Linked DNA regions of Homo sapiens: region 2 is linked to region 1. Evidence: chromatin loops called from intact Hi-C (ENCODE). Cell type or tissue: Calu3. All regions are shown on one strand. Each heading gives the region's core, and the rest is flanking DNA. Links, peaks and the distances in the headings are about the cores only.

What was found. Peaks named below come from ENCODE experiments on the same cell type or tissue, not always from the same donor. Only the 100,000 strongest peaks of a DNase experiment are listed, where the experiment ranks them.
Region 2: a loop joins it to region 1, with 2.2 times the contacts of the local background. A loop is called at or near these places in 3 of 110 quality-filtered maps.

Annotation. Positions count from the first base shown.
Region 1 is chr7:107,655,912-107,671,456 of GRCh38, reverse strand. It overlaps SLC26A4 (solute carrier family 26 member 4), which reads right to left and starts at 10,629. Exons shown (of 21, transcript NM_000441.2): 1 at 10,602-10,629; 2 at 9,652-9,818; 3 at 8,022-8,161. The coding sequence starts at 9,815. SLC26A4-AS1 (SLC26A4 antisense RNA 1) reads left to right here and starts at 9,659. Exons shown (of 2, transcript NR_028137.1): 1 at 9,659-9,855; 2 at 11,251-14,941. In Calu3, for the core only: no CTCF peak of the experiment used is centred there; a DNase peak (open chromatin) is centred at 9,706.
Region 2 is chr7:107,605,669-107,621,213 of GRCh38, reverse strand. DUS4L-BCAP29 (DUS4L-BCAP29 readthrough) reads right to left here. Exons shown (of 13, transcript NR_163941.2): 12 at 7,782-7,882; 13 at 1-2,886. BCAP29 (B cell receptor associated protein 29) reads right to left here. Exons shown (of 8, transcript NM_018844.4): 7 at 7,782-7,882; 8 at 736-2,886. The coding sequence ends at 2,851. Among named protein-coding and RNA genes, the nearest start is that of BCAP29, 33 kb to the right of the region's middle. RefSeq lists a silencer at 11,076-11,370. In Calu3, for the core only: no CTCF peak of the experiment used is centred there; no DNase peak of the experiment used is centred there.

The DNA.
Region 1 (15,545 bases), core at 4,803-12,802:
AGGCCTGGTGTCCTACACCTATAATCCCAGTGCTTTGGGAAGCCATAGGCAGGAGTATCAGTTGAGCCCAGGAGTTTGAGACCAGCCTGGAAAACATAGCAAGACTCCATCTCTACAATAAAATGAATGAGCCCAGCATATTGGTTCACGCCTGTAGTCCTAGTTATTAAGGAGGCTGAGGCAGGAGGATTGTTTGAGCCCAGGAGTTTGAGGTTACAGCAAGCTATGATCGTGCCACTGCACTCCAGCCTGGGCAACAGAGCAAGACCTTATGTCTAAAAAAGAAAAAAAAAAGTTTTGGTCAATTCACTCCAAAGGCTCAGACCAGTTTTGCACAGAGGCAGTTGTGTCTGAGCTCAATATTTCTCTGCGTTCTGAGGGACACAGTCATTGTTACACTGCCCTTTCTCCTTTTTTGGTGGGGAAGAAAAGTTAGACCCAAAGAAAAAATATGATAATTATACTCAGCAGCAGACAAGACAACTCTACCCTGATGAAGTTGACCAACTCCTCCACTAGGCAATGGCAGCAGCCCCCAGACCCATTAATGCCTGGCTATAGAGAAATCAACATTCTAGTTTACATGAGGGTTAGAAGAGGATAATGACATTCTTTTCCTTGGTTAAATACTTAGGTAGCCAGCATATCTTACTCCGTTTTACCTCCTCACCCTTCACTCACTCACAATGAGAGAAAATCAAGCCTTTTCACTCTTGAGTCATTAATAAGGAATTACATTTATAGTAGTTTATTAAAAATGGCAACAGCCTGAATATGCTGGCCCCCACACACTCAATATTACTTATCAGATGAATGTCCCCAAGCAGGGAAGTGGTTAACTAAGTTATGCTTCATACTTCGTAATTCTATGAAATGAAATTGATGTGATGCTCAGAAGTACATTCAGTAACGTGGAGAGATGTGAAGTAAGAGGGAAAAAAGTGAGTAAAATCAAGATTCAAAACTGATAGGTATGTATGCTTCCTCTTTTGTAAAAAATACACTCCCACTCCAGCCTGTGGGAGTGTACGCATTAAAAAAAGCCGGAGGGACCGGGCGCGGTGAGTCACACCTGTAATCCCAGCACTTTGGGAGGCCGAAGTGGGTGGATCAGGAGGTCAGGAGCTCAAGACCACCCTGGCCAAGATGGTGAAACCCCGTCTCTACTAAAAATACAAAAATTAGCCAGGCATGGGGGTAGGCACCTGTAATCCCAGCTACTCAGGAGGCTGAGGCAGAGAACTGCTTGAACCCAGGAGGCGGAGGTTTCAGTGAGCCGAGATTGCGCCACTGCATTCCAGCCTGGGCAACAGAGCAAGACTCCATCTCAAAAAAAAAAAAAAATCTGGAGGTATTTTGAATAAAATATGAAGTAATTTACATATACAAGAAACACAATACACAATGAATAATATAATAAACTTTCATGTATCCATCATCTAGCTTAAGAAATAAATTACTGCCAATGCAGCGGAAACTCTCAGTATACTCTTCCTCAATCACATCCTCTTTCCTCCCTCTACCCTCAGAAGGCAACAATTATCCTGAATTTGGTGCTTATTATTTCCAGACATTTCATTATACTTTTATATAGATAAGTATTTATGTGCCTAGTAAGATATTTACTGAAATATCAATGGGTTATCTGTATGGTAGGATCAGAGGAGACTTCTAGTTTGTAGTGGAGGTATTTTTTCATGTTCCTTATATGTATTTTCTAGTTTTCTACAATAAGCATTCATTCATTCAACAACAGTTGATTATGCACCTACCATGTGTCAGGCACTGTTAAAACAAAGTCTCTGCCCTAGTGGAGTTTGTATTCTAGAAAAATATATCTATTAGTACAATTGTTTTAATATGTAAATTACAAACAGGAATTGCAATAGTCAGTAGTCCCAACAGCATGGAATAAAATAGGAAGGTGACTCCACAGAAGGAAGATAAGAAAAGAAGGAGCAGGGGATGAAAGCACAACTTGTCTATTTCATATGGACATTTTTCAAGTCCTTCTCAAACTTCCATTTCCCCAAACTGGGCTCTGCAGTTCTTAATATGCCTGGAAAAGGGGAACTTTTCAGTTTTCATACAGAGTGTCCCATTTAGGGACCACTACTACTCAAATATACTGGAATCATCTTTATTATAAAGAAACTTGGTACAACAGTTTTAAAATTACACAATTTGTAAAGAAATCTGGGGCTAGGTGTGATGGCTCATGATTGTAATCCTAGCATTTCGGGAGGCTGAGGTGGGAAGATCACTGAGGCCAGGAGTTCAAGACCAGCCCGGCCAACATGGTGAAATCTCGTCTCTACTAAAAATACACAAATTAGCTGGGGGTGTTGGTACATGCCTGTAATTTCAGCTACTGAGGAGGCTGAGGCACAAGGATAGTTTGAACCCAGGAGGCAGTGGTTGCAGTGAGCCAAGGTCATACCACTACACTCCAGCCTGTGTGAGAAAGAGTCTCAAAAAAGAAAAAAAATTAGAAGAAATCTGAGCCATTGATTTAAATGATAGAATTTCTCTGTTGGTAGTCATGATTTATAGCATGGTGACAAATACTGGCAAAGCAGGTGCTAATAAACAGTTGAAATTTATATTAAATTTAAATTTCTTCTAAAGGTAAAGCCTTCCACCATGTGAGGACGCAGCAAGGTGACGGGCTGTCACCAGAAACTGAATCTACAGGCACCTTCATGTTGCAGAAATAAATTTCTGTTGTTTAAACAAACAAATACATAAAAGTCAAAAGGAGAAAGCAGACAGCAGACTCCTTAAAGTTGTGAATAAAAATAGCACTACAAGGGTTGCATCGATCTTTTGCTGTCTGATGGGAATTTGTTTTAATAACAAAAATCACAAAGATCCCATCATCCTTAGCAACTTCCTGGCTTCCCAGTAACCTGAGCTGGTCTTCTCGGAGTTGTTCTACTACTCAGCTGCTCAGCCAGTGGTTGTGGCATGGACATTGTCATCACTGGAAACCACACCACCACCTCCAAAATCTGAATTTTGAGCCTCTCTCCAGCTACAGCCTCCAAACCTTCCAGCTCATCTACTGCAGAATCCTTATTGCAACATTTATTTGTGCTCACGAGGCTTCTAATTAATTAACCGATCCACTTTCTCTCTATCCTCCACACCTTCCTGTCTTCACTTCCACCCTTGCCCACACAGATTCCATGGAATTTTGCAAATATTCTTAACTCCCTTTTTTCACTCTCTCTTTCCTTCCTTTTCTTGTCTGGCAAAACCCCAATTTGGCTGACCTCAAACATCTACCTTATCCATGAGAGCCTTTGAGCAGCTAGATAAACTGGACTGAAGGCATCTACATCTGGGCTAACCAATTTCATGTAAAATGTGTGACCACAAGTGCTAGATGGGCACTCAACACTGCCTGGGGACCCAGTTACATTTCCTCAGGGGGTGTGCCTTTCCTCTCCTTGAGACAACTATTCAAACCTCCCCTACTTACCTCAATCTGCCCAAACCCTTCTCCACCAGACTCAAAGTTAAGGGACATATTCTGCATTTAATCGAAAACACAGAATGCATGAGATGCTCCCAAGTTACTTTTCATCAAAATTTCAAACCCGTCTGCATCTGCACCATTTGGGCTATCTTCCTTTGAAAATGGAAGAAATATCCCTCCTGCCTTTAAGGAGTAGTTCTCCTAGTTCCATTCTCAAACCCCTCCACGTTTGCCCCTTTTTACTACTTTGCTTCTAGTTATTTCTCTTGTACTTCTTGCACCACAGATCTCTTTCTTTCTACTAGGTCATTCCTATCGGTTCACAAATACGTTCTAGTATCTCCCATATTAAGAAAAACAAATTCTCCCTTCACTCTGTCTTCATCTCTTATCTCCCTCTGATTCATGGCAAAACTTCTTAAAAGCAGTCTGTAATCCTTCATCATACCCCACCCCTCAGGCAAATTCAACACTCTCAGCCCCTCTATGCTTTTTTTTTTTTTTTTTTTTTTTTAAACCTTCTCTCTTGGCTTCTGATCCCACATTCCTTTGGTTGTTCTTTGTCTTCAACTTCCTGCGCCAGGCTTTCTCAGGTTCTTGGCTGCCCCTCTCCTTGCCTTCCTAACTTCTAAGTACTCTGGCTCTCTTTTCTTCTACACCTGCCCTTTCTTCCTAGGTAATCACAGGCATTCCCACTCTTGTAAATATCACCTCTTCAGCAATGCTTTCCTGATTTTTATGTCTAGCCTAGACCTCTCCTCTAACCTTCACACTTGCAGTAGCTCCCACTTCTCTAGGTGGCATCTCCACTTAGATGTCTCACCCTGTGTCTCAAACTTAGCATATCCAAAAGGAAACTTGATTTCCTATCCCAAACCTGCTCCTCAGCCTGTCTTTGCCATTTAGATAAATGATGTAATGATCTATCCGGTTGCTCAAGCCAACAACCTTGGAGGCATCAGTGATTTTCATCCACACTCATCATTATGTGTCAGTGATTCTTGCTGCACAATATATTCCTATCTTGCAGCTCTCTTCATAGCCTGCATCATCTGGTTCAAGCTGACACACCCATTCTCCCTTTAATTCACAGCAATATCCCCACAGGGCCAGGAATAGGGTGAGGCAAATGAGTTTCCTAGGGTACAATATTTAAAGAGGCATCCTGAGAGTGAGTGCCTCCCTTACCTCATCCTAATCCCAGTCCTGCCTCAGTTTATTTCATGGTTTACTCACCCTCCCCCACTGCACTCATCCACACTACAATTCTTCCTCTTCCTCCCTGGAAAATGCTAAGTTTTCTGGCCTCAGGGCCTTTGCACCTTTACCTGGTACACTCTTTTTTTCTGCTTATCACATGGCTGTCTCCTTCTCATTCTCTTGTCTTTTACTAAATTTCACCTTCTCAGTAAGTTCTTCCTTGACCATTATATCTAAAATAGACCTCCCTTCCTGGCTGGGCACAATGGCTCACACCTCTAATCCCAGCACTTTGGGAGGCCGAGGCAGGCAGATAACTTGAGCCTAGGAGTTCCAGACCAGCCTGGGCAACATGGTGAAACCTTGTCTCTACAAAAAATACAAAAATTAGCCAAGCATGGTGGCACATGCCTGTAGTTCCAGCTACTGGCGAGGCTGAGATGGGAGGATCACCTGGGCCCAGGAGGCCAAGGCTGTGGTGAGCTGTGATCTCACCACTGCACTCCAGCCTGCGCAACAGAGCAAGACCCTGTCTCAAAAAAATATAAAAATAAAGATCCACCTTTCAAATTAATCCCTATTGCAGTATATTTAATCCACCACAATAGATATTGCAATCTATAATTATTTTTCTATTTATCTACTTATTTAATTCCCATCCCTACCCCTCAAAATAATTTTACAAAGCTCCATGAAGTCAGCACCTGTGCCTGTTAATGAACCACTGAGTGCACATGGCTGGATACCTGGTCTACAGAATTAGTTTATAAATATTTATTAAGTGAATGAATGATAAATGGATGTGTAACTGAGCCAGATTAACCTCCCAGAAATTCACCTTACACAGAAAACTTTATAGAGATAATGTTTCTAGAAAAGCATCTTACCCATAAAGTAAGGAACTACACAATAGACACCGGATTAAAATCCCAGCTGTACCACTTACCAGCCACGTGACCCTGGGCAAGATTTAATAGATTTTTTCACCTACTGAAAATGAAATAATAATAGACCTACCTAGCAGGATTGTTATGAGGATTAAATGAGATAGCTGGCAACATTCTTACTTAGCATAGTGTCTCATGCTTATAAACAAAATGAATTCTTATAAGATACTTGTCTATGAAAACTGGGGAGACATGGAGCATGAACCACCATTTTTTATATATAAAGAAGATTCATTATCAGGAATGCAATTCAATCTTTTTCACTAAATATACCATCTATTATGTGCCTGTCTCTGTGCTAGGCACCTGCTGAACAAACATGAATGAGGCATGGTTCCTGTCCCCCAGGAGTCACAGGGTGTCACCATGTCACAGCCCTTAGAGCACAGTGTAGAATACTTGGCATTGTTTAACTTAGGAACCACACAGCCCATCCTAGTCTCTCTCCCGTCCACCTTTGTGATTAAGAACATGCTTGATCAGGCTGAGGCTCCACCCTGGGTTCATAGGCCATCCTCCTTCTCTTCGGGCATCTACCTGGCCTGATCTGAGCAATCTTGAAAGCTCCATAGCCAAATTTTAGCTCACAATATTGCTCAACATTCATTACTAGCTTCTGAAATAGTCTATTTTCAAGCCATCCCCACCCCACCCTACTTCCCATCACTTGGCAAACTCAGACTTAGCCATCAGGGAAACTCAGCTTTGACATTCAACTTCCAGGAAGCTATTCAAGATCCCCTAAGACCGCTTTGAGTGAACCTCATTTGCACTCCCTTAGCAAGTAATTTGCACTCCCCTGCCACAGCCCTTATCACATTGAATTGTTTTCTCTTTCTCCATTGGACTATGAGTTCCTTGGAAGCAGAGGATGCATCTTATTCGTGTCAGCATACCTAGTGCCTGGAACATATTAGGTGTTTCACAAATTATAATAAATAACGATATTTCTGTTTTCATGATTCAGGGTCTTTGGGAAATTGGTCAGGGTGTTGGGGGTGGGGCAGAAACGAGATGGTGGGGATAGGGGACAGAGGAGAATGCCATGCTGCTAGGCACCAACTATACAACAGATTTCTAAGATGCTTATGGGAATATTATGGTATGAACTCAGTTTATAAAAGAACAAATAACCACCTATGTTGGCACATTTTCCCACACATTAAAATAAGAGGATGAATTTTTTTAAAAAGGGATGAGGGGCAGGCAAAACATTCATGTGGAGTCCAGGCTAGGAAGCTCCCTTCACTTTTCCTTAAGCCAGTTTCAAACTACACCTCAAGATCCACGTGTGGGAGGCTGGGCATGGTGGCTCATGCCTGTAATCACAGTACTTTGGGATACCAAGGAGGGCGGATCACTTGAGGTTAGGAGTTCCAGACCACCCTGGCCAACATGGCGAAACCCCATCTCTACTAAAAATACAGTAATTAGCTGGACATGGTGGCACATGCCTGTAGCCCCAGCTACTCAGAAGGCTGAGGCACAAGAATCACTTGAACCCGAGAGGCAGAGAGGTTGCATTGAGCCAAGATCGTGCCACTGCACACCAGCCTGGGTGACAGAGCAAGACTGTATCTCTAAAAAGCAAAGCAAAACAAACCAACAAAAAAGATCCACGTGTGGATATAAAATAATTTAATGTGCTGCAATCATCATTTAAAAAACCTAAGCATAATAGAACAAAGTGAAAGATTAGCACATTGTTATAATAAATATTTCACAGGAACTTTAGATATATATGTATATATCAGGATGTAACACATTTCTTTTTTTTTTTTAAATCTTGACTTGAAACTCTTTACACATTTCTTATTGAATTGTGGTCAATGAAAATAGAGAAGCTGGCTGGGTGCAGTGGCTCACGCCTGTAATCCCAGCATTTTGGGAGGCCAAGGCAGGCGGATCACGAGGTCAGGAGGTCGATACCATCCTGGCTAACCCGGTGAAACCCCGTCTCTACTAAAAATACAAAAAATTAGCCGGGCGTAGTGGCGGGCGCCTGTAGTCCCAGCTACTGGGGAGGCTGAGGCGGGAGAATGGCGTGAACCCGGGAGACGGAGCTTGCAGTGAGCCAGGATTGCGCCACTGCACTCCAGCCTAGGTGACAGAGCGAGCCCCCGTCTCAAATAAAATAAAATTTAAAAAAATTGAGAAGCCACTGCCTAGTATATGCCTCTAAATTGGACCTCTGCACCTAGTGGGGCAGCAGTTTCCCAGGAAGAGAACTCTAAGGAAGGGGAGAAGAGAGGTGACTCTCTCCACTAAGGGGCTCTACAGGAAAGATACAGGCCTTGAAGGGTAAGCAACCATCTGTCACAGACCTATGGTAGCTGGGGAGAAGTGTTAAACTCCTGCTGGAGACCAGAACTCTCAATCTGCCAACATCTTACCTTGCAGCGTGGCCACTAGCCCAGTACTAACTCCCGAAATGACGTCACTAAGCAGCCATTCCTTGACTCGGTATTTGGGGAGCCACTCCAAGATGGGCACAAGAGTCTTTAGCACACCAAAGGCTCTCTTTCTTGAACAACTGTCAAAAAGCAAGAAAACTGGGTTTTCAATCCAATCTCAGTCACAACCAATTTGCAAATCACAAAGTTATGAACTGGATTCTGCTGATGTTTATAACTATTTGGAAAAAGGATAAGTATTTCCTGGAAAATAATAACCCTGAAGTGCTTACCATGCTTTTGCCAAGAACTGTATCTATCCTTTTAAATGCACTCTTCTAGAGAACACAGGATTAAGTGTCCCACCCCTCGCTCACATTTTTAATCCTCTGAAAAAATATTCCTACACAAAAACCTATTTTCTGGTCCAGCCAGAGACTGATGGATGTGGAGTCTCTAAATGGAGATTACTTTTCAGACTCCTAATCCAGGCGCCTTATTATTATTATTTTCTTTAAAGAAGATAAACACACTGAGTATATTTTGGCAATACAAGCCTGGAGCTAGTTTTTACAAAAATCTTAGCATGAGGAATGTATACCTTATACCTTGCTACTTGGTAGTTTTTAAATTCAGTGACCTACAGATGAAAGAAAAATATCAAAAGTAGGTGGTATAACTCCTGATTTGAATAAATTGTTTTTTAATTAAGGCATTTATGGGACGATTGGACATTTTAATAATGACTCAATTTTTGATATTAGGAGGTTATTTTTAGATATTAAGGTGTGATCATGAAATGTGGTTATATTTTTTAAGAGTCTTTAAAGATATGCAGTAAAATACATAAAGACAGTATGCTATATGAGATTTGCTTAAAAATAATACTGGAGGGAGCAAGTAGGTGTAGATACAAGAAACAAGAGTAACTTGGATTTGATCACAGTTGAGGCCGAGTGATGGGTTAAAAACGGTGGGGGTGGGGAGTTCATTATACTACTACGTCTACTTATGCATATATTTGAAATGTTCTATAATGAAAGGTTTTAGAAACTCTAATTTCTTTATGTTTGTGACATCTAGTTACGGCATGTTTGGGTTTAGAGACTGAGGGTGGCTTTCCCCAGGGGTCCCACAGCCTGCTGATGAAGTACTTGGCACACCCCGCGCTCCCCTGGGTTCTAGCTTGCATCCTGGTCTCTAACTGAATGGTAGCCCGCCTACTTAGCTTGAGTGTTTCAAGGACTCCTCCTGGTCAAGAGCTGGGTTTCCCTATTCATTTCATTTAAACAAGCTCCCAAGAAGGCAACAGGGACCCACTGTACCCCAAGAGGCACTCCAAGTTTCCTTCAGAGAGGAAAAAGAGAGACGGGGCTCCTAGAACCCACTCTCCCCAAAGGCGAGTTTCCCAGGTAAGTTCATTTCGGGCCCGAGACTGATGGAGCCACCCTCCCACCAGAAGGGCGGCGTGGAGGACCGGAGACCGAAAGTCGGGCCTCTGGGAGAAGCAGCTGGCGCCCAGGGGCTCCGCCGCCCGCACCCCACTCTCGCCCGCTGGGGACGCCCTTCCCTCCCCAAGGCGTGGACGCCCCGCTCCGCTTCTCTCTACGCAGGCCCGCGCGGCCGCTACCTGCAGCACTTGGCCAGGCTCTCCCGCAGCGTCTTGCGCTCCTGCAGGCGCCGCTCGTGCTGTTGCTGGAAAGCGAGCTCGCTGTAGACCGGCCGCGACACCATGTAGCTGCAGCTGTACTCGGGGAGCTGCGGCGGCTCCGACCTGCCGCCTGGCGCTGCCATGACCTGCGAGCCAGAGGACAGCGAGGAGGGAGGACACGCGGTAAGCGAGGACGATCGGAGGGGAAGAGCGAGGAACAGAAAGAACGGGATCACCTGTTAGCTGCAGCCAGGCCCCCCTGCACCGCGAGTCTGGTCCGCGTCCTGCAGCCCTCGGCGCTCGCGACAAGCGCCCCACGGCGCGCACGGCCAGCCTGCAGGGGGGCACCTGAGAACCTTCGGGTCTCGTGGCCTGCACCCGCTGCCCGGGGTTCCCCAAACTTGAAGCGAGTAAGCCCCTGCTCTGGGGGCTTCCCGAGTTCCACCCAGTCCCCTATGGCCCGCAGCCAGGGCGCTGTCCGCGTTCTGAAATCTCCCCCAAACCGAGGGGCTGGGGCAGGGGCCAAAGGCGCTTGCAAGGCTGGAAGGGGACACTGAGATTCCCTCCCTCCCCGCACCTGACCCGGGACGCAGCTCCAGGTGCGCACTGGAGGAGAGGTGCAGACCCCCGGGCCAGGCGTGGAACCGTCAGGGCGCGCTCCGCGGGTCCCCAAGAGGCGGACGCTGCAGGCACATTCCAGCAGCTGTCGCAGCCCTCTCGGGGGCAGAACTTTCAGCTTATTGAGCAAGTCTCTCCCCTCGTCCTGTTTTCCGAGCAGCCTGTTCGCTCTCGGCGTCTCAGAAAGAAAGCTGTACTGCCCCCTGCCCACCTGATCCGTGACCACTTAAGAGTCCCATCCGCAACCCTCGAGGCCTCCCCGGGAGTGGAGCCCGGGCCGGGCGGTGTGGGCATCTTCAGGGCGAACTCACCTGTCTCTGCTCGCGCCCCGCCCGGAATGCCCCGCGGACTACCCTTCCGCTGCCTTTATAGCGCTCTCAGAAGGCAGTGGGACGTTTTATTTACGGAGCAACAGACACCTTGGTCGAAGGGAAAGACACACACAGGCTGCGGTCTTTCCCAACCGATCCTATCAGGAAAGAAATCCTACCCCTCCTGCATTCTTCCCCTTTCCCGAACCGGGAAGGCTGAGACTCTTACTGGCTGCCACGCAGGGGCCACCCGGATCCTCACTCATCCCGTTACTAATCTCAAGGGTTGCGAGGTCAGGGGCGGGCCAGGCCCTGTGGGACTCCTTAAAGAAGAGCAGAGCCCGCCTAGAGGAAGAGGTCCGTGGTCTCTGGGAGCCTGCCACAGGTGCTCTCATACCACATGGGGAGGAGAAGAGGAACAATGGCCAGGTTTCTATATTAATAAGTCCTTGAATTTCTAGAAAGTCTTTTAGGAGTATTCAATGGGTGGAGGATACAGAGAGTTCACGATTTACTCAGATTTTAGCCACTTATTCTACGTGTGCATGTGTGTGTGTTTTATTTCACAATCCAAATCAAGCCGTCCAGGTGGCCCTTTCTTACCCACTAGACTCTGTTTTTTCTTTTTCTCATTCTCCTGGACAATCAGGGAAGGAATAAACTGGACTACATGGAAATCAAGACTAGAAGAGAGGGAGGAGGAGCTGGAGCTATCCTACCTCATCAGTGTTTTGTCTTCTGTTGGGATGAACTTTGTTAAAACTAATGCATGGTTAAGATGAAAGGCAGAAGGAAGGGTTTGATAAACCAGAACATTCTCGCCTGATTGTTAGTGTTCTGAAGTAAATACAGAAGAGGCTCCAAAATACAGACCTCTGTACATCAACCTTCCGTAATCCACCTGCCTTGCATATGCAGACCATGACAATTCTACGAGCTCCTGGAAACAGAACTCAGAACTCCTCCCCAGAGAACCCTGATGCAAATTCTCTGAAATGGTAGTCAGCATGTGCGTTTTCCTGAGAAGTGAATGAGTCAACAGCTTTCAACAGATCTTCAAAGGCTTACTTCACCCAATGAAGTTAAGAACCACTAAAGAAGAAACCTAAAAGGAAAATCCAGGTCATGAACTTTGCAATTTTTATTCACATACAGAGAAGAGGGGAGGAATCTCTTGTGTATGTTTTACTTATGTATACCACTGGTTCTTAATAAAGGGCTTTTTTTGCCTCCAGAGGTCAATGCCTGGAGACATTTTTGGTTGTCACACCTAGGGAGATGCTATTGGGATCTAGTGAGTAGAGACCAGAGATGCTGCTAAACATCCTACAATGAAGTTTGCTATCACTCCAAGGTTTTGCATGCGACTTAAACTGTACATTTATTAATCAATTGCTACATGTACTAAAATATGTATCTCTCTCCATATATGTATATATGCGTGTATTTTTTCATTATTGTTGGATGTATAGCTCAACTCCACTACAACAGAGGAAAGTATTTGTTTTAAAGTAGAATCTGAATATACTCACTCTGTATACCCTCATCCATACCTTCAAGATCTGGTGAAAACACTATCTCTTGCAAGAACATTCTTTGATGCTGTTCAGAATTAATCCAGACCCTTTTCTGTATTCTCTTAATACCTTATCTGATCCTCTCTTAAGTTACTTCTCACTATCTACCTTAGTAACACAATTTTATTTACATACAAGTTCTCTCTCCCTCACTAGACAAAAACTTCTTGAGGGCAAGCACTGTGTCTCCTTTCAACCATTATTATCTTCTCTCATGTTTTTTGAACAGATTTATCTATAGCCCAAACATACCTTTTCAAAAAACTAAAAATTACTTTACATATTTGATCTAAGGCTTTGTTTTTCTCCATTAAGAGCATGCTGTGGATATCTTTGCAAGTGAGTGCATAAGGATTTTTCTTAACCTTGGAGATGGCTGTCTAGGATTTCAGAATATCAACTCATATTTGTAGCTCCATGGCAACTCACCTACACAACTCACAACTCTTTATTGAAGGCATTCTGTACCAATATAAATATAGTCCATATCCCATTCTAATATGGATTTCTGCTCCTTGTTGCTTGCTATTTTGAACACTTTTAGTCTGGTCCAGTCAGGCCTATAAACCACTTTGCATCAGAACTTGGCAATGGTTTGCTGGTTCAGAGGATTAAGGAGTGGGGTAAGGCTGGCAGAAGGACAGAAGAGAAAAGACTTGAGTAACAACAGGAGGCAAAAGAGTAACTTAGCTTGGCTAATAGAATTCTTATTTGAAATGCATCTCTCTATATAAGAGTTTGGTTCAATAATCACAATATAATAAGTCCTGCATGTATCTGGATGAAGATAATTGCTTTTTTCTGTTCAATGCTTTTCCATAGCAGAAATAGCTGGGGCAGAACAAAATGGTATCTCTGTTACAGGATTCTATAAGGGTATAGAACTGCTTTTCTCATAGGTAAAAGGCAGACCGTTTGAATTTGGCTTTTTAAAAACAGAAGAGTAGGAGGAAATAACAGCTTGCTCTCTCCACCCTATTTAATTGTGATATTAAACACCTTAGATTACTCACTTGGGCTTTATAAGGCAACCTTCTCCTGTTTCACACAGAGGTGGGTGGTTCTTATTTATCAGACTTTTAAAATATTCAGGACTTCTTTCCAAAGAAATAGATGCATCACTTAAAAATAAATATCAGACAATATTATTGATACTTTACAGTACTTATTTAGCAGTTAATACTTTTTTAAAAGGCATTTTCTTATTTATCATTTAGGCATTTGCAGTGTAAGACAAACTCCCTTGTTTGATTACGCATTCACCTGTTCATTCATTCATTCATTCAAGGATTTATTAGGAAATTATTTGTGCTGGCTGTGGGTACAATGATGAACAAAAGCTTATACCCTGGCCTCATATTTATGGGTGCAGTAGACACTAATCAAATGGTCACAAAATGTGTATCTTATTTCACTGATTATAAAATACAGATTTTTCACATTTTATCAGGGTTCATGTTATAATTGATGATCTACTATATATTATAGTTTAATTGATAGCGTATTTTGTGATTCATAAAATGAGTTTTATAATAGAATTCTATAATTAATAAAATATAGATATTTACATAAATTTATAGTGTATCTATGCCTTTTTTTTCTTTTTTAGAGATGGGATCTTGCTATTTTGCCCAGGCTGGACTTGAACTCCCAGTCTCCAGAATAGCTGGGACTATAGGTGCACACCACCACACCTGACAGAGTATCTATGCTTTTGAGTGACTACGTGTGCTACAAGAATGATTTAATTGAATCCTTCGTTTATTTAACTTAAGAGCAGTCAATCTTGCTACATTATTTTTGTCTGAGAGCGAATATTGTGGTATAAATTTTTTCTTTTTTTTTTTTTTTTTACAATTTAAAATGTTCTCAAATCAGAAGAATTGCAAAAGAATGCAAACATGTTGGCTGGGCGCTGTGGCTCACAGTGTAATCCCAACACTTTGAGAAGCTGAGGCGGGAGGATCACTTGAGCCAGGCCTAATCCTGAGCTTTTATTTCATTATGCGTGTTAATTTTCTCAAGATAGCAAATGCTAAATTTTTGTCATACTTATACAAAAAGAGAACTGAACTGAACTTTCTTTCTATATTTCTGATCTCTTCTTCTCTGAGCAACTTATTGGGCTTATTCTCAGTAATCATACAGTTTTGCACTCAATTGTTTTCTTGGTTTTTTGTTGTTATTTTTATCTTGCACTCAATTGTTTTCTATTTGTTTACTGTATGCTACTTTATTTTCTTCTCCAGTTATAAGATATGCTCCCTAGGGACATAAATAGTATATGTCTTTTATGGTGTTACAAAAATAAGATGTGCCTGTAGTAAATAATTTGGAAACTACATTAATGTATAATATAGTAATCACATTTTATCTCATTATCCAGATAATCACTGTTTTGCTTCTTTTTTTATTTATTCTTTCTATGCAGACATAGGTATACATTTTTATTAAAGTAAAATTATAATGCTAGTCTCTTTATTTCCCTACACAATACCTTGACAAATTATGACAATATAATAGGTACCAGACTTGTTAAATTATTGATCAATTGATTGTTTAACAATGGAATTTTGAGAAATATTTGGGTAGAAAAAAAACTAGTTTTAAAAGAAGAGAATCCAACCATTAAAACATCAAAAAATGAAATTATTTGTAAATATTATGTGGCAATCCATTCAATTTTAAACAACTTACAGTGTCAATAAAACTATAACTCAATAAATTTCTCAGGCAGAGCCCATCTGCCTCTTCTTTAATATGAATGCAAACTTGATATGTGGTTTAGTAAATTGCTAGAACGAAATGATGGCATAGTTTTGGGTTTTGAGGGGTTTTCTGTGTGTGTGTGTGTGTGTGTGTGTTTGTTTGTTTGTTTTAAACAGGGTCTGGCTCTGTCACCCAGGTTGAAGTGCAGTGACACTATCTCAGCTCACTGCAACCTTCACCTCCAAAGCTCAAGCCATTCTCCACCTCAGCCTCCCAAGTAGTTGAGACTATAGGCATGTGCCACCACACCCGGCTAATTTTTGTATTTTTTGTAGAGACAGGGTTTTGCCATCTTGCTCAGGCTGGTCTCAAACTCCTGTGCTCAAGAGATCCACCTGCTTCATCCTCCCAGGGTGCTGGGATTACATGTGTGAGCCACCACACCCAGGTGGGTTTCTTTTAATGTTTGTTTTAATGATGATTTTTTTTTTTCAAGAGATGGGGTCTCGCTTTGTTACCCAGGCTGGTCTCAAACTCCTGGGCTCAAATAATCCTACCACCTCAGCCTTCCAAAATGCTGATTATAAAATGACATTACAGGCAGGAGCCAACTGCACTTGGCCTGGATGTTTTCTTTCTTTTTTTTAGAGATGGGGGT
Region 2 (15,545 bases), core at 3,902-11,901, 49 kb after region 1:
TATATTCACACATTGTATAGTGGGCACTCAAATGCACAATAGTTTGTCATGTTAGCAGGGCTGGGGATAAGCTGGTGGTGGCGCACAGATGGGAGGGATAGCGAGAAGGCAGTGGACACTGGAATGGGAATGCAGAACTGAACCAGCCCACAGAGGTAGGGCAAGGCAACAGGTTCGGGTACATCCAAGTAGCTGTGGCTAGCAGGCCCAATGAGGAAGCAGGAGTGACACTGCAGGAAAGCAGAGACCACTAACAACTCCCAGAATGGGTAATATTTAGAGATCCAGGCAGGCTGCTGGCATCAGGCTAATATCTCAGAGAGTAGTTAAACTTTAGGCTCTTGATTGGGGTTCCAGGGCAGGACTCTGTCACTGAAAGGGAATCCTAGTTCTCAGCATACTAGGAAAAATAGCCAAGAGAGGAACTTATGCCCTAAAGAACAAGGCATGAATCTAATTAGCAGCACTGGGGTCCAAGATAGAGCTGGACAAACAACAAGGATAACTCATCCCAAATTCTGGAGTGCTTATCCAGAACTTGCTAAGTGCTACTTCCTAAAGACCAGAACCTCCAGGCAGATTTGCAAGTAGGGGGAAAGTCTAATAAAACTTTAGGTAATTCTGATGGAAAAAGGCAAGAATAACATTCCTGTGTTTGAATTTATAATACAGCCTAAGACATAAAGAAGTCATTATTGACAATGGGAAGGAAAGTAATTTAATATGCAACATAACTCAATCCATGAAATAAATATTTATTTATGTAATACAATTTGCTAAACACCACCATTATTAAGGAGAGTACTAGGAAAAACTACCAAACACAGCATGTGAAACAGTTGGGCACGGTGGTAAAGGGCACAGACTCTGGAGCCACAGCCGGCTAATACACTGCAATATTTTATGTTTAGCAAATTATAGCTGGTCTGTGTATAACCAGAAGAGCGGTATCTGGGGGATCAGGATATCTAAATTCTAGACTTACAGCCTGGCCCTGAATCTAACTATCAATGTTGCCTTGGAAAAACTGCTCAAACTTTTGATGTCTAAAGTTTCAGACTTGTAAACTTGAGAGGGTTGAGGTCCAAGGTCCCTTAAATGTAAACTTTAAAATGCTTTTTTGGGAATCTTTCAAATCTTCAAGCTCTTCAAAGTGCAACCAGACTTTCTCCTTACTATACAGTCTGAACAACTTTGAGAATCACTGTATTATCTTAGTTTATATAGTAATCCTGACCTAAATTTTATTATTCTCATTTTGGAGACAAGGAAATAGAGGCCTAGGCTAGCATGGCTAAATAAGTGATAAAGCTGGGAATAGATTTTAACTCTGCCCATTTTAAAGCTGTGCATTTTCTATTTTTCTGTAAGTTATTCTGACATTAGACTTAATTTTCACATAGTAGGCTAGGATTCCAAGCACTCAATATCTATATATTTATCCAGATAGCTCTTACTTTGATATTTCTAAGTCTATACTTTGAGCTAACATTTGCTCTGTTCTCTCCTATTTCAGCACTCCCTTTTCTTGTTATTTATGGTGTTGTCAGCCCATATGGTCTAACTCTCATTTCATACTCCTGTTGAATGTCTCCTACATGTCTGTTTTTTAGCAGTAACTCCTGACTTTTATCTGAAATAAAATTTTTAGGTACTTGCTCATTTCATCCACTTTATGATGAAAAAAATTAGCTAGGTGTGAAGTTGGTGCTAAAATTATAATAAACAGAGGATGTAACAAAGACAAGAGAAATAAAAACTCCAGTATTTTCCTTTTTTTTATATTTAGGTTTTCATGAGACAAGGAAGATGATTTCATGTCTAAACACTGGAACAAATGAAATCATATTAATATTATAATCACTGCCATCTTCTAAAGGAAATTCTAAATGAATATTTGAATGGAAAAATAGTACTTAATATTTAGCTTTCAGAATACAGAAACATTGTAGAAAGACTGTGTGATACCAGTGTATGTATTTTTGAGGTAATATTTATATAATTAGTTACTCTCACAACCAAGGGAAAGAAATACTGCTTTTTGGACACTTTCTAGAAATACTGCTTTTTGGATATTTTCTACGTTAACTTTTCAAGAATTCTACACTGTTGTAAAATAAATTCAGTTCAGTGGTATAGCAGTTATACAAATATATGTAAGCTCTATTACTAGATTAACTTGAAACAGTAGAGTGGTTACTAATTATGTGTTATTAATAAAAATATTAACAAAAAGACCAAAATGTGCAAGGGCACAGTAACAAAAATATAATTATCAATATAGCTATCTTATTAGAGTAAACCATAGTATCATCAGGCTTAAAAAAAACTAAGGTCATTGTTTTTTCCGACTCTTCCTTATAAATACAGTGGATAACTCTGATCAGTTATCCTTATTTACATTCCCTGTGTACAAATTTGCTGATATTGAACACTATTTTCAAACACATCATCATCTGATTAAATAGGTTATTATTACTGAAAACTTATCAAAGCTTTCAAGGCTATTAATGGTTTCATGCAACTTAAAACTTCTAATTTTGGAAGCAACCGGTTAATGAATTTTTTCCTTTTATTGGTAAACAGCCACCATATACCAATGACATTATCAATATGTAAATATGGTATTTAACATGCTTATATTTTTCTTAAGAGCTGGAATACAGACTTTGCAATATATCTGAAACATCATCAAATATTTTGATAATGCCATTACAATACAACCTATGTGTGGCATTAAAAAAATTACGAACCGGTCATAGTGCATTTTTCTGAACTTAAATTTTCTAGAGGCTAACATAACAAAATTATCATTTTGACACAGTATATTGCAAGTGTCTTTTATAAAGTTCACAGTCTTTTCTTGTTGCCTCTTTCTAAACGATCCTGTAAGGAAAAAAATATGATTTATGTAGTACAGCAAAGAGAAACAGATTCATAGACATGACAAGGACTTTTAAAAAACATTCTCTCTTCTATGTATACTTATGAGAATAATTAAATGTGAAAAAAAGGATTGAGAAAGTCTAAAATTTAAAAAACTATAAAATTTGTGGTTTTTACTTAGGAAAAAGAACACTCTTGGTAAGTTCATTTTTCCCCTTGCCTTAATCTATTTTGCTTTTGTTTCACAGGTTACATTAGGAAAACATGATTTCTAAAATTCCCCTACTGTTAACCCAATTAAGGTTTTTGGTAAATGAAAGAAGGAAGGGACAAAAACCTCAGCTAGGGTGGCTTTGGTTTTGTCCTTCAGATATTTGCCAACAGAACTGACTTCTCAAATTATACTTGGCTGATCATGTTATAAAGATTACTATATTACATCATTTAAAACTGAAGGAAAATGGAAAAGAAATTAATCTTAAGAGATCACTTGTGCTAAGAAAGTAAATGTCTACATCATGAAAAATATCTCATAAAATGGGGTTGCAGAGTGTTATTGCTTGTATAAAGAAGTTCGTCAAGCTCTTGTTCAGGCTGAACATTAATGCTTCCATAGCAACTTTAATAACATTAACTTTTGCAATCAAATAAAAAGACAAGAGTAGAGGAGGTAAATTACTTCCACAAGTTTACATATGTGGCCCCCTTTTGATAAAAAACAAAGCTTTAATGAAGCTATTATGGACAAGTCCCTTAAGTGATGGCTGATTTTCCAAAATGAAATTTAAAAACTGGCAGGTGCTGATGGGTTTGTGCAGCCAATAATCTCTAGTTAGTTCTGTTTTTCTTTTTTTTTAGAAGAGAGGCAGGGCAAATAAGGAAAGGACTACATGTTTTGAAGGGACTGTTTTCTAATATTTATTTAGTGCCTATAACAGGGAGGGGACCAGATGGGGAAATCCAAAAGGATTTAAAAGATGCAAATTGGGATCTATTTACAGTAAAGAAATCAGCGTTTCCCTCTTTAACCTTTGTTTCCTTAATATTTTAATGATCTTTCGTTTTATGATTGTTCCAATGAAAATATGTCAACTGTGTAAAATTCAGGAAGCTAGTTCCAAAGAACCTTAGCATATAATTCAATATCTAAGATTAGTTTGACAACAGAAGTAAATTCATGAGGACAATTTGATAGAGCTTTTTACCATAGAGGATCTGTAACTATCTTTTGCTTCTCAAGCAGGGCTCAGACGAACATTAAAGCACAAGAGTTAAAGAAAAGGGTTCTTGGCTGGGCACGGTGGCTCGAGCCTATAATCCCAGCACTTTGGAAGGCCCAGGTGGGCGGATCGCTTGAGGTCAGGAGTTCGAGACCAGCCTGGCCAACATGGTGAAACCCTGTCTCTACTAAAAATACCCAACTTAGCTGCGCATGGTGGCATGTGCTTGTAGTCCCAGTCACTCAGAAGGCTGAGGCACAAGAATCGATTAAATTGGGGAGGTGGAGGTTGCAGCGAGCTGAGATTGTGCCACTGAACTCCAGTCTTGGTGACAGAGTGAGACACTGTCTCAAAAAACAAACAAACAAACAAAATGGGGCTCTTAATGATATCTAAATCTGAGAATCTTATACAGGGTCTCATATTGGACAACGGTGGGGGATGGGTAGGTGAAGGAAAAAAATGTAACCAGTCAGGACATAATAAATAGCATTCTTGATTATAAATATATAAAGTGCTTTCTTATACAGGATCTGGTTTAATTTTCATAAGGTATTACAACCTTTATTTAAGTAGTAAAGTACCTGAGGAGCATAGATGTCAAATGAGTCACCTGTGGGTTACAGAAGTGGTAAACTATGGAGCTGAGATTTTGTTTTCCTTCCAACAGAGATATTATGGGAAATTGGTTTTACAGGTGATGAAAAAGTACACACACCAAACAGGGTGGTAAGGCACCTCTGGGATTATCAATAGCAGAAAAGCCACCACCACTTCTTGGGCTGGAGGGATGAGGGTTATGGAGCCCAGGTGCGAAGGCCAGTATGTAGAAGCTGCCCAGTGGGACCTAGAGGGAAGGAACTGGAGTCATAAAGGAGAAGGCCTCTATAGCAGAAAGAGTAGAAGAAATCCCTGGCTTTCCCCTTCCTCCTGCCTTCAGTCTTCTAGTGCCTGCCACTGGCTAAACCTGCCCAGACTGAGTCAGACAGCAAGGGAGCCTTGGAAACGGGCCTCCCAGAGATACAGAGTAAAGCAGTGGTGAGAGGAGAATGGATCCAAGAACACAATCCAATGATCAGCAAAGGCCAAAGAACATAGTGGTTAATGATGGAGGTTCTGGAGAAAGATTCTCTGACTTTGAATGCTATCACTTTCTAGTTACTTTCGATAAATTATATAACATCTCTGGGTCTCAGTTTCCTCATTCACAAAATAGGGATATTAAAATACTTTCAATTATTGAGCTGTCATGGAGAGTAAACAAAACAACATATACGAAGCCCTTAGCCAAGTGCTTAGTCCAGAGCATACTCTCAACAAATGACATCTATTAAATATTTCAAAAACTGGATACAAGCAGAAATTAGATCAAGTCCTGAAGTGCTATCAAACAAGGCCCTACTCTCGGCATGGTGTCTGGCATAATCTGGGATGGGGTCTTTTCCACAGAAACAGGTATGACAACTATTATAACAACTATTTTCTTGGGAAGGAATCACTTTTTTTTTTTCTGAGATGGAGTCTCGCTCTGTCACCCAGGCTGGAGTGCAAAAGCGCGATCTCGGCTCACTGCAACCTCTGCCTCCCAGGTTCAAGTGATTCTCCTGCCTCAGCCTCCCGAGTAGCTGGGATTACAGGCACTTGCCACCATGCCCGGCTAATTTTTTGTATTTTTAGTAGAGACAGGGTTTCACCTTGTTAGCCAGGATGGTCTTGATCTCCCATGATCCGCCCGCCTCAGCCTTCCAAAGTGCTGGGATTAAAGAAAGGTGTGAGCCACCACGCTCAGCCAGGAATCACTCTTAAAAGCTTTCTACTTCCTTTACCAAGAATGCAGCAGCTCCAGGCTGACTGTGGCTTTTCTGTGGGGAGGAAATGGGTTGAGGAAATCTCACTGTTATATATATTCTTCAGAATTAAGAGAACCAATGGCTGTTACCACAATGGAGACATTCAACAATGGAGACATTCAACAATGGAGACATTCAACAATGGACACTGGCCATAAGAAACTGAAGGCATACTTCTGGTTTTCCTTTCTCCATTCAAAGATCTAAGCATGTCTGACATCATGGCAAAGTCCACTAATGTCGATACTCAACCTGGCTGAGTAAACCCTAATCTCACAAATAGGGGGAAAATGTTGTATTTCTAGGCAAGAGGTCTCTGAAGTGACTTCTTCACTTTCCAAGGTGGACCTTGAAAGATACCACGAATAATTATCATGCCCCAATGAGGTCAGCAATTTTAGGGTCTCTATTTTTGAGACGGGGAAGGGGTGGTCTTGCTGACAATCTACCTATCTGCTCCAGGCCATGTGAACTGAGCCCTCAGTGTCCTGGGATTGGAGCATACAGGGTATTCACCCTTCTCTGGCTACCTTGTCTTTTGCTATTGTCAAAGTAGGCTAGTTAAACCAAACATGCAAACCAACTGGGAATATCAGATTACAAATATGTGCTTTGGGTTACTTAATTACTGGCTCTAAACCAAGGCCAAAGTGGTTGGTTGAGAATAAGTCATTCTTTCAGCAAAATTCCTACAGAGGAAGTAATACAGATGATGATGATAATACCTATCATTTCTTGAGTGTTTACTGTCAGCTAGGCATAGTGCTAAAAAACCTACACATTTTATTTAGTTCTCTTAACAATCCAGTGAGCCAGGCATCATTATTGTTTCAATTTTTATAGATGAAAGAAGTGAGCCCCAAAGGGATGCTATAACCTGCCTAAGATAAAAAACCTAGCATGCAGCCAGGTATAGGTAGGTATTCCAAGTAGGTCTGACTACAAAGTCTATGAGTATAGTGTATGCTTGCCTTGTGCCAGGAACAGTGCTGAGTCTTGGAGATACCATGACCATTAAGATGCAGGGAAATGTGTACAGTGAAATAAAAAGCTATTATTTGTAAAAAGCCCTGACTGAAAGCCACAAAGGCTGCCAAATTTTGAAGACAAGCCCAACCAGTCTGTCTTGGGAGAAACTGGGAGGGAAGGCCAGGGCTGTCTCTGGAATGGTCTCTTCCCCAATTGATCAGAGTGTGTCTGAGAAATCAATTCAGGTTACTGGCTGGCAGCAGAAGGGAGGGAGGAAAGACAAGCCTAACAGGGATGACCATTTCTTTTATTGAATTAGAGAGAAAGAGAAAGAAAACCTATGGCCCAGATCTGACTTTGTGGCTTTAACAATGAAACATTTTTTTCCCATTTCCATCTTTCAAATCAACATTTGGAGGTAAATGATAAATTTGAATGCTAAAGTCTTGTCCTAATATGTCTAAAACACTGAGACAAGAGTAGTGTGATGTGGAACTTGAAATTTTGGCCTCATTTTGGCATGAATATGGCAAACATCCCAAAGAGCAAAACTCACCTTTTCTAGAACCAGTCTGTTTTCCAATGCTGCCATTTTTGTGGCTTCTTTTGCTTAAAAATTCACCAAAACTGGAATGCTGTAAGTATGCAAGTCAGCAATTCCTTAAAATTATCTTGTATTTTCCTGCAATGTCCTAATCTTTACCCTCTAGGTAAAAATCTGGCTTCTTTAAATCGTTTAACAAAGCCAGGATTAAGTACATCATCTTGATTAGTTAAGGACAAATAACCCAAATAATTTACTTAGGTAATTACTATTTCAAAACATTTAGGTGCATAAAGTGCATGTCACACCCACCTGAAGTTCAGAGTGTTCTTTCAGGAGTTGATCATATTCTTTCGAAAGTCTCTCTGACTGCATCTTCATTTCCATCACATCATTTTGTGCCTTAGAAAGGGCTAGAAAATATCGAATAGTTTTATTTTTATTTCAGAATAATTTCAAATTTATAGAAAAGTTACAAGGCTTAAATAGAGAACTCCTGTATAGTCTTTACTCAAATCCACTGTTAACATTGTGCTACATTTGTTATCATATTCTCTCTCTTCACACACACTATTATTTTCTTGACTCATTTGAGAATAAGGTGCAGGCATCGTGCCCCTCTACTCTTCAATACATTTCTGTGAATGTATTTCCCAGAAACAAAATATTATCTAACATAACCATAGTATAGTCACCAAATTTAGGAAACTTAATATGAATACAATACTTTAAATCTAATTTATCATCCATATGCCAGTTTTTGGAACTGTCTTAATCATGTCCTTTAAGCATTTTCTCCACTGCTAGTCCAGGATACAGTGCAAGATCACATATTGCATTTAGTTATCATATCTCTTTAATTTCTTTTAATCTGGAATAATTCCCTACCATTATCACAGCCCTCTTCTCCCCATCTTTCATGATACTGACATTTTAAAGAATACAGGCCACTTTTTAGATAGAATGTTCTTTCACTTTGTTTTTGTCTGATGTTTCCTCATGAATAAATTCAGGTCATGCATCCACTTACATATGAATATAAGTGATATTAAATGCTTCTCAGGGCATCCAGAGGCCCATTACATCCAAAGTTCCTCTGTCCCTCACTGGTTTTTCCATTTTATACTTACAATTTTAACCTTTGTAACTAAAGCAGCAATATATAGGAAGACAATTTAGTCTATGCAAACATCCTGCTCCTCAAGATAATGGCACACAAGAATTACTATATATTGACCTTTACCTACCAAGGAGCTACAAGTCATATGTCAGCAGATTCAGGGCCTTAGATAGAAGTAAAATAAATATATATATATATATATATATATATATATATATATATATATATATATAAAACAATACATTGTGAAGAAGGTGCTAATGAGCAAAATATGTAGAAGAGCTGTACAAAATGGGGTAGAAAAATTAGAGTTGTCATACTTGAAACTTTTATCTCATATAGTGCTTTCAGAAATCATTTTTCCAAACTCTGGGAATCCTGAAGTAGCTCTATATCATATGTAGCCTTCAGAAGTTCTACATTTGGAAGTATTTTAGGGTAGGAGTTTAAGGGAAAAAAGTAGAATTTATAAATTTAAAAGCTACTTTTCTGGCACAATGAAATAAAATTATAGGTTCCAGTTATAAACAATCTTTTCTCTTGAGAAGTCATCATATAGGCATTTTTATATAAATATATAAGCCATTATCAACTAAAGTGCTTTTTGTATCAGTACTTTCTAGACAGTATTGTCAAATGTTCTACATAGTTCTACATCTGCGTTGTCAATACGGTAGTCACTACTTAGATGTGGCTATTGTGAACTTTAAATGTGGCTAGTTTAAGTGAGGACCTATATTTTCAATTTAAGTTCAATTAAATTTAAACAGCCACATGTGAGCTAGTGGCTAGCCATATTGGGCAGCACAGCTCTATAATTTCCTCCATGTTCCTTCTATAGCTGCATAATTCTAAATAAGGTATTAAAGACTGATTTTGACAAATTTAATGTGATGTCACTTGCTAAAGGTATGAGTCAGGTATGGAAGACACTTTTGGGGATGGTTAGATTTCATTAGGACCACCTTCACAACATAAAGAGTTATACGTTAGTTTTCAATTTGGGTTCTACAAGGCATTTCCTAGAGGCTACTTGAAAATATGATGCATGGTGGTGGTATCTTCAGAGCTCAGCAAAAAAGTTTAAGACCCTGGATTTCTGGTACATAAAATACACAGTAGATTCCACAATCTAATAGTGGCTGACTAGCCTGCAATGGTGTTTATTTTTTTTTGAGACAACATCTTGCTCTACCACCCCAGCCAATTTTTAAATTTTTTGTAGAGATGAGGTCTCACTATGTTGCCCAGGCAGGTCTTGAACTCCTGGGCTCAAGCAATTCTCTCACCTCAGGCTCCCAAAGTGCTGGGATTACAGTTGTGAGCCACTGCCCCTGGCCTACAATGGTAGTTTTAAGAATGTTGTTGTTATGGTCCGAATGCTTGTCTCTCCACAAAATTCATATGTTGAAACCTAATTACCAATGTGATCGTATTGGGAGGCGTGGCTGGGGAGTGATTAGGTCATAAGGGTGGGGTCCTCATTAATGGGATTCGTGCACTAATAAAAAGAGGCCCCAGAGAGCTGCCTTTCCCTTTCCATTATGTGAGAACATAGCAAGATGGTACCATCTACGAATCACGAAACAGGCCCTCATCAGAGGCCTAATTTATTGGGGCCTTGATCTCAGACTTCTTAGCCACCAGAACCGTGAGAAATAAATTTCTGTTGTTTATAAGCTACTGAGTCTAGAGTACTTTCTATTAAGACAGTTGGTCAGGTGCTTGTAATGAACAGGAGTTGGTCTTAATGTCAAAAACAATTTATACTTGAATTTCTGACATTAAGAAGTTATTTAATAAATTTAATATATCTTAGATATCAACCCAGTAGTTCCTTTTTAAAAGAAGCTAGAAAACCACTTGTACAGCCTATCTAGGAGTTTCTTCTGGTTACTACTGGTATAAAGTTATTAACGGAACAAATGCAGACAAATACTGTTTTTCTGCCACTTACTAAGCCAAGGTATAAAATGTGTTTCTTATTTCATTTTGTATTTCAGTGGATATTAATAAATCTAATGAATACTATCACTCCAATTAGGGGAGGCTATTATTGTCTAGACACATCTTGGACTGTTTCCCAGTCCTTTATCTCATTTTATAAAAATTATTGTGTTTTGGATGCCTTCCACCTCCTTTTGCAACTGCATCTGTAACCAAGGGACTATATAAACTTGTTATCTGACATGTGAATATGCTTATTTTATTTTGAGGCATATTATTTTGGAAACAGCATATATAAGAAAAATATTATTGGACAAGGAGGCTTTAGATGATACATCTAAGTTGCTACTGCAATTTTCTTAACTGCAAAAACGGGCTGCTATCACTTGCCAGTGGCTTTATGGAAATACTGAGATATTTGCTAAGAATACTGGCTAGATTCAATAAGAGACTGTTATGTCCTAGGTTATGGTCCATTAGATATTTTTAAAGGCACTTGCATCATTTATTAATATAGAAAATGACTTCAACTAATGTTACAGTGACACATAGTAAGCAAAAACATTTGTTGTCTTTCCAAGTGTCAAACGTTCACTTACGGAACTATTTGCAAAAGTGGGAGGAGCTGGTGAGACTAATGTACCGTGTAAATGTATTGTATCACTGTGATTTCGACCAGAGATAGAAACACTGCCAGTAAAGCTCTGCCAGGAAATGGAAGTTTTTAGAGGCACTGGCATGACAGCTAAAGTTGGGCTGTTGTACAACAGCTGTAAGGACTGAGCCAGAGGAAAACATATTTTATTTGAAAAATTTCCATATGTCTAGTGTTGGTTTCTTTCCAATTTATTTGGTTCTCTTTCTGAGAATTCAAGAGTGTGATACACTGGAGCTATTCAGTATTTAATCCTCACATGTACTACTCCTTTGCCAATGATCACTTATTGGATTGTTAATCTACAGTAATGCTTCCAAGATACTTGGAAAGTAGACATACAAACTTCTGTTCAGTAAGGACATAAACTGTGGTTTAATTATATTATCCTTCTTTTGTACATGCCTATATTGTGAGGTCTGTGTAGGTAAAGATTTACGTTTTATTCATCACTTCAATCAACACCTAATCTCTTTTAACCTCACACCCATCTGTTGATAAAGTTTGTTGATAGCTGTTAAGTTCCTTTATAGCTCTCCAATCCATACCTTCCACTCCAGCTCTGTGACCACTGTCCTCATTTCCAGATTAGATTATTAAGTGGATTTCTCACGTAGTTGCCCGTCTACTTGAATCCATTGTCTATAATGCTGTCAAAGTGATTGCTCTTGTGCCTAAAAACCCTCTAAGAGTGCCCTGAAAATGTTAACGTACAAACAGGGCATATGAGGCCCTTCAGGATGGCTTCTAGGCCTACTGCTCAACTCTCTCCACTGGTTCCATCTTCTTTTACACTCCAGTTGCCTTGAGCTCCTTGTAGTACCTCAAAAGTGCCATACTCCTTTGGTTACATGCTGCTCATTTTTGTTATAACACCTTGTCCATCTCCTCCTACTTCATCTGGCTAATTAATGTCATCCTTTAAAATGTCAAGAAAGTGTCGATCTCCAGTGTTGGCTTCTACTACAACTCAAGTTTCACCACACCACGTATTGAATTGAAGGGCAACTATGCCCTTACTAGACTATGGACTACTCAAGAAACAGAGCTGTGTCTTATCTGTCTGAGTACCTAGCATATTGCCTAGTATTGGTAAGTGCTTAAAATATGCTCCTTGAAGGAATGAAAGAATGAATAAATGAAAAGTGTAAGCTTTAAGCATTTGAAAAATTCACTTGTGTGTAAACAGTTCACTTGGAAATGATAAATGTCAGGTGAACAATACAAAGTGTTACTTTAGTCACCTGATAGTAATCTTGATAAAAACACCGTCAATCAAAAACCAAAATACTCAGGATAGCCAAAACAAAGCAAAGAGACCATTCTTGAAATATTTTGATGAAAATATACTCATGTTACAAATATCTCATACTACTCCAGAATCAAAAATAAAATATAAATAAATAGTACCAAAGAATCCAGCCCAATTAAAAAAAATCCCTAAACATTGATTCTAAGAATGGGGCAGGAAATGTTCAAGATAAGCCTGGAGTATCTTGTAATGCCAGAAAGTAAGGAAGTGCTCCAAAAATGAAACAAACAAACAAACAAACAAACAAACAAATATCCAAAATGGAAATGTGTCAAAGGGACACAGGAGCCAAATGAAAGAGCTCCCAATGGTGAAAGCTGGACAACCTGAACAATAAACTAAAGTAGTATTAAATTATAACCCAAATTATAAAATAAATACCTATGAGTCCATACTGACAAACAAATGGTAGACAACAGACAAATCTGTGTAGAATTCCAAACAATTTACACAGATACTCTGCTTTCAAGGAGGTTGAGCGTAACTTCCCTTTCTTATTTTTTTTTTTTTAATCCACTCATTTGCACACTGATCCCCATTTCTGAAGTGTGGGCTGTGAACAGTGATTCACAAAGATTACGGTATGGAAAAAGGAGGGAAAAGAGGAACTTTACAGTTCAGAAACTAGACAAGCACTATTTTAGCCAGGTGATCAAGGTCAACATCAAAACTGATAAGTTATGTTAATAATATGTACTCTTGATACAATGTGATGAAAGCTGGCACCTCTGTGACTTTCAAAACCTATACAAAAGTAGAAAACATGGAATCCAGGCCGGGCACAGTGGCTCACATCTGCAATTCCAGCACTTTGGGAGGCCGAGGCAGGCGGACCACCAGGTCAGGAGTTCAAGACCAGCCTGGCCAACATGGTGAAACCCCATCTCTACTAAAAATACAAAAATTAGCTGGGCATGGTGGTGTGTGCCTGTAATCCCAGCTGCTCGGGAGGCTGAAGCAGAATTGCTGGAACCGGGACCTGGGGGGCGGAGGTTGCAGTGAGCCAAGATTGCGCCACTGCACTCCAGCCTGCACTACAAAGGGAGAATCTGTCTCGGAAAAAAAAAAAAAAAAAGAAAAAGAAAGAAAACATGGAATTCAGGAAAGAGGGTATCAATACAGGAAAGAGGCAAAGGAAATCCTCATAATGATGATGAATATATAGTTGTAATAATATGATATAGTAAAAGTTATGATATATTTAAATTGAAAGGATGGAGGGGGATGGGAAGTATGAGGAGCCAGGAGGGAAACTGGGTGAGATAAAGAGGTCTAAGTCCTCGTCTTCCCTATAACAAAGTCAAAGATAATATCCCATACTGAAAGATCAAGAAAAAACTACCTAAACACTGCATTTAGAAACCTGGAGGCACATATCAGAGAACATTATTTTTGAGACAGGATCTTACTCTGTTGCCCAGACTGGAGTGCAGTGGCACAATCTTGGATCACTGCAACCTGTGCCTCCCAGGCTCAAGCGATTCTTCTGCCTCAGCCTCCCGGGTAGTGGGGATTACAGGCACGTGCCACTACCATCCGGTTAATTTTTATATTTTTAGTAGAGACAGTGTTTCACCATATTTGGCCAGGCTGGCCTCAAACTCCTGAGCTCAAATGATCCACCTGCCCCGGCCTCCCAAAGTGCTGGGATTACAGGCGTGAGCCACTGCGCCCGGCCTCAGAGGACATTTCTAAAGGAGTTGAATGTAGTTGCTTCTGGGGACAGGGCCTCAGGAGACTGCTCTTTTTCATTATAAGCCTTGTGTTACTATTTTGCTTTAAAAATATGTATATGTAAAACTTTGATAAAATAAAAAAAAGTAAAAGGTGCTCCAGATAAATACTCCCTTTTATAACAAAGGCTCTCAGAGCTGGGAAGACCTCTAGAGATCTAGTCCCATTTTTTATTTCCCTAACATAATTATAATGAAAAGAACATGCTAATTTCTTAAATCATTTCTTCTGCAAAGTTTTATTATTCCATATCAATAGTTCTAATAAATGTTCTAAACAAACAGCCACGCTCTAACACTAATGAGAATTGGTTCTGTTTACTGGCATATCCTCTCTTCTCCCAATGCCCTACATTTAAGACTTGTGGCCCCATTTCACATAGCACACTTGTGTTCCCATTTTACATAGCACACTTGTGTTGTGAGCTAACAGATGCATAAAACCTGCCAGATCCTGTCCTAAAGATCCTAAGATTGCATGAAACATTCTTCAAAAGTGAAGAATGTGGCTTAATCACCTGCTGAGCTTATTAAGTTTGGAGAAAGGGAAGTTACTGTGAAAAGATTTTTCTCATGAAAAATAAATATAATTTGAAGGGTCAAAAAGCCAACAATGAAAATAATTCTTGATAGTCAGTTTTGCTTAATTACATTATTTGGAGCTATATAATAGACATTAAAGTTTAACTAGTTCAGTCTCTCATTTTACAAAAGAGAAAACTATGCCTAAAAAGAGTCAATGACTTCACCAAGATTACCCAGTGTATCCTCAGATTTTGCAATGTAATTCATATAACTTAGCAAAAGCTATATGAACAGCTTCTAATATTTAGGGTCTACCAACAAAGTAAAGTTGGAATACAGCCAATTAATTAGATAATTCAAGCCAAAAAACTACCGCCCTAGATTACCTGGGTATTTGGAAGAGGTTTTTTATTTTTATTTTTAAATTCTTTTTACAATAAAAAGCTATCTTTTTCATTAAGCAAAAGAAATTCATTGTAGAAAATAATTTAAACTCTAGGAAAAAGTCATTTGTTGTACATGCTAAGGAAAACCACTATTAATAGTTTAGTGTTTTTTCCTAATTGAAAGTGTTTTAAAACTAGAGTTGTACAGTTTAATTTTTGTAACTCACTTGGCCATAAACATGAACCTGCCATAAGCTGATATCATTAGAAAAGTATTTACCATGAAGGATTGTAGTAAACATGCATATCTAGGTATGGAATAAGACAGTAGAAAAGAACACCAAGGCATTCAAAGTAATTATCTCCTTCGATCTTTTAGGGGCTACATCAATGGACCC